Regions from separate parts of the Homo sapiens genome. Here region 2 is linked to region 1. A link is an interaction called in ENCODE POLR2A ChIA-PET data of the cell type or tissue named here. Cell type or tissue: HepG2. All regions are shown on one strand. Region 1 has its middle 14 kb from the start of DPP4-DT. Region 2 overlaps DPP4 (dipeptidyl peptidase 4).

Region 1 (4,000 bases):
TATGCTCAAGGCAGTGAAGGAGATGGGAGCAGGGCACACGTTTGGGAAAACTTTTGAGAATCGGGAAGGGCTTCTCAGCCTCAAAAGTCCTGATAAAATGCATATGTCAATCCTATCAACCTCCATCAAGTCTGTATATCAGAATAGACGAAGGTTTTCTTTCTTAATAAATTTTATGTATATAAAAGGTATACAATATATTATGAGATACATACATATAGTGAAATGGTTACTCTAGCAGAACAAATTAACATATCCTTTCATCTTACATAGTTACCAGTCCCCATCATGGCAAAAGCAGCTATATTTAATCCTTCAGCAAAAATCCTGAATGCAATACACCAGTATTAACTAGCGGCCTCAGGTTGTATATTAAATCTTTCAACTTGTTCACCCTACATTTGCTACTTTATGTCCTTTGACCTGCATCTCCCTATTTTCTCCCCATCCCCAAACCTGGTCACCACTGTTTTAGTCTCTATCTCTATATATTGCATGCTGTCACTTATATATGGAATCTTAAAAAAATGAAATAGGTTAGAATAGATGAAATTTGATAGCAGAGAAAGGGAGGAAGAGGTTGGGCCTTTGGAGGGGGACTGTTTGGAAGGAAATACTACAGAAGGGGATTCTTGGCATAGAAGAGACATTGAAAAAGAGGTGACAAGGCCTAGGAGGGAAACAGGGCACTTACAGCATGGAGCCAGGAGGACCACTACACTCTGAACATCAGATCCATAGCCCAGTGGATTAGCCTCCAGGAATTCTAATCTCCTCCCTCAGCTTCCTCTGGAAAATGCTTACATGGGGTTGGGGTTGGGGGCAGTAAAGCCTAATTATCTCAGACTTAGTCTTGTGTTGTTTGGCTAGAAAGCTCAGGTGGATTAACAACTGTAAACTGGTTTGTAAACTGTAATCCTGGAGATGTTCCTTATTTGTTCAAATTGATATTCCCAGGACATTTCCTGGTTTAGTAACTTCTCAATAAGTATGAGTCATCCTTCAGCTTCTCCTGAGATCACTTTTAGTGTATCTGCCAACATACTAATGCTAATACTCCGGTGGATATATCAGAGAGTCTTAAATATAAATATACAAATATTTCTAATGAAATCCTCAAAAAGTAGACATTGGAGCATGGGTGTTTTTTCTGGTCCCCATCAAAGTAAAAGCTTTCAACCAGCTCAGTAACAGGGTTTTTATGTGTAGGATTTCTTTTGAAAGACATTGGCTAGGTCTTTTACCATCTTCCTGCATTTCCGAGCATCTTTGACTATTATGGCTACTGTAGTCAAATAGCAGAGACACATCATCTGAATTATTAAAATAGTGTGGCTGAAAAAGGTGAGATAAATAATGGTAACACAGCTGTAGGGGTGGTTGAAAACAACAGAGACCGATGAATGAGACATGTTTGTTGCCAAAACACCGGAGTGGAACAATTATTATCAATGGTGTCTTAAATGTGTAAGATCGTCCATGGCTGCATCCCCATTTCGCATTGTGGAAATAAATGAAAACCACCCAAATGAGAACAAACAGGATTATTTTTTCAAGGTTTACTGTAGCAAGGGAGTCAGTCACCATCACTTAGCAGAGATTCGAAGGCAGGAAGGGCAGGGGGAAAGATTTATAGAGAAAACAGGAAAGGCTTCAGGTGTGCTCTGATCAAAGCCTGTTGGCATAAGAAACAGGAGGTAGGCTAATTAAAAGCAGGACATCTGACGAGATTGGTGTGGGGAGGATAGAAATCTTTTTCTGGTCCTGAGTTAGAAGCAAAGTTTACAATCCTGACTATTCTGGGCTGATTGCAGCAGAGGTTGTGGGGCAGAGTCCAATTGTCAGGTACAGTCTGGTCACTGACTGTTTGCATATTCAGTCTCTCAGCATTAAGATTTCAGAGATGAGACTGGGTATGGTGGCTCATGCCTGTAATCCCAGCACTTTGGGAGGCCAGGGCAGGCAGATCACTTAAGGTCAAGAATTCGAGACCAGCCTGGTCAACATGGTGAAACCCTATCTGTACTAAATATACAAAAACTAGCTGGGTGTGGTGGCAGATGCCTGTAATCCCAGCTACTCGGGAAGCTGAGGCAAAGAATCACTTGAACCTGAGAGGTGGAGATTGCAGTCAGCCAAGATCACACCACTGCACTCCAGCCTAGGCAACAGAGTGAGACTCCGTCTCAAAAAAAAAAAAAAAAAAAAAGATTTCAGAGATGAGCTTTCCCAGAATGAACTCGGTATTTCTATCATGTGCTGGAAGCAGCACTCTAAAAGAGCAGTGATACTCAGCTGATCCTGAGTCACTGACACGTTCATGCTGGAAGTGCGTGTGTCTCCAGAGCATGCATTCTGAATAAGGGCAATATTGCCCCCAAGGAATGAAAATTGGTTATTGAGGGCAAAAGCATCACTCTCCCTACAAGTGAAGCACAGAATATATATATATATATATATTCCAGATAGTGCATAAACATAAATACAATATAGTATATCTGTGGTATTAAAATTTCATGGAGGATGAGTAGGAGAAAAAAGTTTGAAAAATGCTTGGGTCAGGGAGGTTAGTGTAGAGAATAAATTAAAAAAAAAAAAAAAAGAAAGAAAGAAACCCTGAGAAACAGCCTGCAGAACCTATGTAAATACTTCCACCCAAAATTATATTTTTCAGCCGAGAAGCCAAACAGTATCTGACCATTCCCATTGGACTGCATTTGCCTTGTAATTTCTGGTTCTCCAAACATCCTTCCAATTGGTTCTTTTTCTATTTGAGGGACTACAACTATTGTCATTTCTTCTCTCAAAGCATGAGGAATCTCACCAGAATAAAGGTATTATTTGCATACACTGTAGCAAAAGCTACTATGCGGTGTCACTAGGAAGACCCAACTTCCCATGTATTTATTGTTTTCCCTCTTATATCTCCTTTATGAAGAGCAATTCAAGCAGCAGAAACAAAATGCCAGTTTAAAAGAGATATGATGTGAGTAGTTAAGTCATACTCTGCCATCTTGCCAAGAAAAAGGGGAGTCCTAGATGAATAATTTTAAGTTCTATGTTTAATTCAGTAAAATTACATTATAAGCTTTAGATTACTCTGGTTAAAAAAAACTTTACACTGAAAAATGGTTAAGACGGTAAGTGTTATGTGTATTTCACCACTATTTTTTAAAAAAGAAATGGATGACAGATATTTTTCACTCTAATCCAATAATAAGCATGAACTTTTTTCCTTGATTATTGTTATTCACAAATCAGCACACATAAAAATTAAGAGGTCCTCTTACATATGGTTTTCTGGTTATGTGATCCACCCCTCAAGAAAAAGTAAATGTTCCCTGGCTTGGCAAATTAGCTGTCTCTTTTTAGTATAGTTTGAGGCCTGCCTCCAGCCCTGTTCTTGTCCTTGCTACTGGCCCTTGCTACTTCTTTCCTTAAATCATGGCAACTACAGTGCAGCCCCACCACTCCATCCCTGACCCCAATCCCTATCTTATAAACACATACTACTGAACAAGTGAAGGATGTGCACACCAGCAAAAGGAAAAACGGCCAATATCCACGCTGACTCCAGATATGCTCTCAGAGTCTGCCATGCTGTTGGCACAACCTGGCCACCCTGTGGACTGCTAACCTATGCTGGTGCGCCTACTGCCAATGGACATATACTTGCTGCCTTATGACAGGCTATTCATCTTCCTACTAAAATGGCCAATGTTCATTGTCCCTCCCACACTAAGGACACTGATAGTGTATCTTAAGGAGATGATAGGGCAGACAAGGCTGTTAACTATGCAGCCAAAAACAGGCCCCCAATCCTTTTTTCCACCCAATTTATAAACTTGCCTTTATCTTTGGCTGATGTTAATGATCATCAGATGGGACATATAGATATGTGCAGATACAGGATGATTAAGGTTCTAAAAGATAATTGGGATCTACAGTTGCCCTGGGAGCACTATTTTCTAGTGCATTACTTGTAACTCTCACCAAATCT
Region 2 (4,000 bases), 93 kb after region 1:
TATGCCTCCCAAATCACCCAGGGCTGTGCAGAGCAATCTCTCTTCTGATTAGTGCAGTCTGAGACGGCATGGGTCTTAGGAGGATCTCAAAGGATACCCATTATTATTATGCACTTCAAATTCCAGGACAGTTAATTAACATTTTATTTCACACTGTTTCTTTGCCAGAAGATCACATCATAAGCAGCTTGGAATTTTAGTGGAGACGCAGTGCAATGTAGGAAGTAAAAAGGGCTTGCTGTCAGACTTTGTCCAGCTCTGACACTTGCTGTAGTTGTGACCGGGTGCAGGTTACTCACCTTCTGAGTCTTGGTGCCTCCATCTTGAAAGGAGAATTGTTCTAGACCTATTTTACGCAAATATTGCAAGGATTTGATATAGCAGTGCTTTTATAAACCCTTATTTATATGTGATGCTTAACACAGCGACAGGCACAGAGTAAATGCTCAATTGAATGTTAGCTATTATCATGAATGGTATGGTGTATGGATAGAAAGTGGGCAAAATATATCTCAATACATTTCAGAATGAGCATATTTTATTTTGCCCACTCCAGCTGATAACACTTGATTCTGCAAAACTAGTACCAAATATAGTGGACACTGCAAGTGCTTGATCATTTATTTCATTTACTCATTTAATTGATAAATATTTTGCACTCTATTAGATGTTAAGAGTAATGCATAATATAGACAAATCTTTTTTCTTATGGATCTTATCATTTAGTGGAGTACATAATAAGTAAATATTGATTGACTAGATGAAAAAAATCAACGGAGGGATAAATGGTGATGTTGGGATGGATGGACAGATGGATTTATATTTAGATGTATTTATCTGAGACATCTTACCAGACAAAAAAAGTTTCTCAAAAATAAAAGGAGTCTCACTCAGGTTTTTATTCTGAGAGTTCATGAGTAAAATTTTCAATTTGGGTGAGAAATGGAATATGGTCAGAACAAGTGGGAACCAGCCTGCACAGAAGAGGAAGGGCATTTGTTTTAAGCCTACTAGGCCAGGATGACCTTGGGACATTCATTCGACTGAAACATTTTGGGTGGCTCTGTCCTGAAAGTCGTAGATAAAATGTCTTTTTTCCAGAAACACTGTTAAAGAATTCTCACATCAGCATCAGAAATTTAACCCCCTAAAAATGCTTTTGCTATGCCTCTTAGTTCCTATTATTGTGATGGAGTAAGAGGAGTTACAGTAGCCCACCCTTGTTTAAGGTGAATACATTCCAAGACCCCCAGTGGATGCCTGAAACTGTGGATAGTACCGAGGCCTTTTATACATTATGGTTTTTTTCCTCTACATATATACATACCTATGATAAAGTTTATAAATTAGGCACCATAAGAGATTAACAATAGCTAATAATAAAATAGAACAATTATAATGATAAACTGTAATAAAAGTTAATTGAGTGTAGTCTCTCTCTCTCAAAATATCTTATTGTACTATACTGAAGGTAACTGAAACCATAGAAAGCAAAACTGCCAATAAGCGGGGACTACTCTATTCCAATCTTATAGAAATCAAAGCTCAAGGAGCAGCATACCTCCAGTTGCATAGCTCACTGATATTGAAACTGGAACTTGAATACAAACACTGTTACTTTAGCCCCATCCCCTTCCTGCCAGACCACCAAGGTTCCCATCAAAAATATAAGCTGATATGAGCTACAGAGATATCTGTGAAATATAAACCTTGGCTTTCATAAAGTTGAATTTGATTCACCAAGATGCTGCAGGACGAGCTGGCTGCTTTTAAACCCATGGAGATGCTGCTGCCCCTTTCCTGCCCAACACATAACAGGACCATCAAAGTAGACTCTAGCTCACCCCCTCCCAAAGGCACTACAGTATTTTATGGCATTTTTACCTTCATCCCAACTTTGGTAAATATCCTCAAATTCAGATTAGATGACCAGCTTTAGATGATTTCAAATGGCTTTTTCATCCAAGACTCCTGACCCTCATTCTAGGAGCCCTGGCTCAGGCCACATAGCAGTCTCAAAAAGCTGACTTCCCAATTTTTTTTTTTATCCTATTTCTTGGCTAATTTGGGTATGACTTGATCAAATAGTATCTCCTCTAATAGACAGAATGAGGCAGACAACAGCAACCCACTGATTTTCTAAGGCCACTTTTGATCTTTTTTACCCCCTTCCCCTCCCATATGTTACATTTGCCTAGGTTTTTAACATCTGTTCCCAAAGAGGTAATATTTGCTTTTCATTCAGAGCTCAGCAATGTGGACCAAAGTTCACATGACATATTGCAGAGTATGTTTAGTTGCAAATGCTATGTACAGGCTCTTTGAAATGTAGCATGTATGGCACCATGTGACACATGGTTGCCATGGCAATACACTTTTTGGCTGAACTACAGCAGAAGCCCATGGAACATACATTACTAATATGAGACTCTGCCCTGTGCTAATGCATAGGACACAGCCAATCTGGGATCTGGGACTCAAGGGGTTTTGCATGCAGGCTGGGTGGCAGGTGCCCTCTTCCTGCATGTTCAGGGAAGATGTGGCATCCTCCCTTCCAGTCCTGTCTCCCAGGCACAGGGCATGCTGTGCATTCTGCCATGCATGGAGACAGCATTTGCTTGAATATCGGTTTGCTATATTTTGTATCAAAGGGGGCCCCAGCTGAAAACATTTTATTTTGTAAACTGAAGTGAAAAATCAGTTTATGGCAGATCCTTTTTTGAATAATGACATTCTTTCTCCCAATTCCAGAATTCAACAGTCATGAGCAGAGCTGAAAATTTTAAACAAGTTGAGTACCTCCTTATTCATGGAACAGCAGATGGTGAGTTTCAGTTAATTAGACTTTTTAGTATCACAGACAGGTTTGCAATTTCACTACTGACAAAACAAAAGCATGAGGGGCAAGACTGTTACATTTACTTCAATAAAACAGTGTTGCTTTCCACAAGTCACTTGTCTTGGGCTAAATGGGATGCTGAGTCCTAGAACTTCAAACAGTCCCTTTCTTCTTGTGCCTTTCCCACCCCTTGGTACCAGAAAACTGGAGTGGCTATTAGCTACTTTATGTTTCCTTTCTCTCCCTGCAGATAACGTTCACTTTCAGCAGTCAGCTCAGATCTCCAAAGCCCTGGTCGATGTTGGAGTGGATTTCCAGGCAATGGTATAGAAAAACTTTGTGCAAGGGGAGGGAAGTTGCTGGTGGGGTCTAGTTTCCTCTTTCTGGGCTAATTCTTTTAGCAGTGCCACAGACAGGACAGAATAAAAACATTAAAAATTTTTTTTTCAACGTGAAGTCAGAAGAGTGGTATCCTTCAGCCATGCACAGAGTAATGCTCAATAATATTAGCGAGTTTGGGGTTAAGAAGCACAATATCGCATATGCTGGGAGTATCAAGACACTGCTCTCCTGTTCATGTGATTGTTCAGTCTCTCCCTATTTTGATTCAAAAGTAATCACTTGTTCAGTAAATGTGTGGCAGAGTAATTCTAAAGTGAAACCAGCATGATAATAGCTCAGCTCAAATATGAAAATCCATTTCTGTCTGGTATGTATTACTAGCTATTCTAACAACAGTGGGATCTTAATAATCAGCATGCTTCAGTTTTTGCAATTACAAGGTGATCTTTTGTTGAATAACCACAGGCGATAAACAATTAGGATTGTTTTATAAAGTCAGGAATGGCTAGAGCTGTTGTTGTCTATGCAGAGGATATTTCTACGTATTATGTCAAATTCATTTTCTGCATTAGAGATTTTCAGATGAAGGAAAACGTATTTTTAATGTGTGCATGTATGTATATGTATTTATGTGTCCTCTAACACACATGATTTGCTCTGTGCTCAGTTCAAATGGTGCCCAATGCACAGGAGTGGGACAGTTACTTGATACTGAGAAAAACTGGCTATCTTTTGGGTCAGTGTTTTATAAGAGGTTGAAGTTTATTTTTCTACTATTCAAAGAAAAGACAAATGCTACTTTAATTAAGCTTTTTTTAA

What was found. Peaks named below come from ENCODE experiments on the same cell type or tissue, not always from the same donor. Only the 100,000 strongest peaks of a DNase experiment are listed, where the experiment ranks them.
Region 2: POLR2A ChIA-PET joins it to region 1 with 5 read pairs; 3 of 35 experiments call an interaction of 5 or more read pairs at or near these places.

What each region holds. Positions count from the first base shown.
Region 1 is chr2:162,087,272-162,091,271 of GRCh38, reverse strand. It overlaps the pseudogene EIF3EP2. Among named protein-coding and RNA genes, the nearest start is that of DPP4-DT, 14 kb to the right of the region's middle. In HepG2, no CTCF peak of the experiment used is centred here; a DNase peak (open chromatin) is centred at 1,881.
Region 2 is chr2:161,994,124-161,998,123 of GRCh38, reverse strand. It overlaps DPP4 (dipeptidyl peptidase 4), which reads left to right. Exons shown (of 26, transcript NM_001935.4): 24 at 2,752-2,824; 25 at 3,090-3,163. Among named protein-coding and RNA genes, the nearest start is that of DPP4, 78 kb to the left of the region's middle. In HepG2, no CTCF peak of the experiment used is centred here; a DNase peak (open chromatin) is centred at 2,293.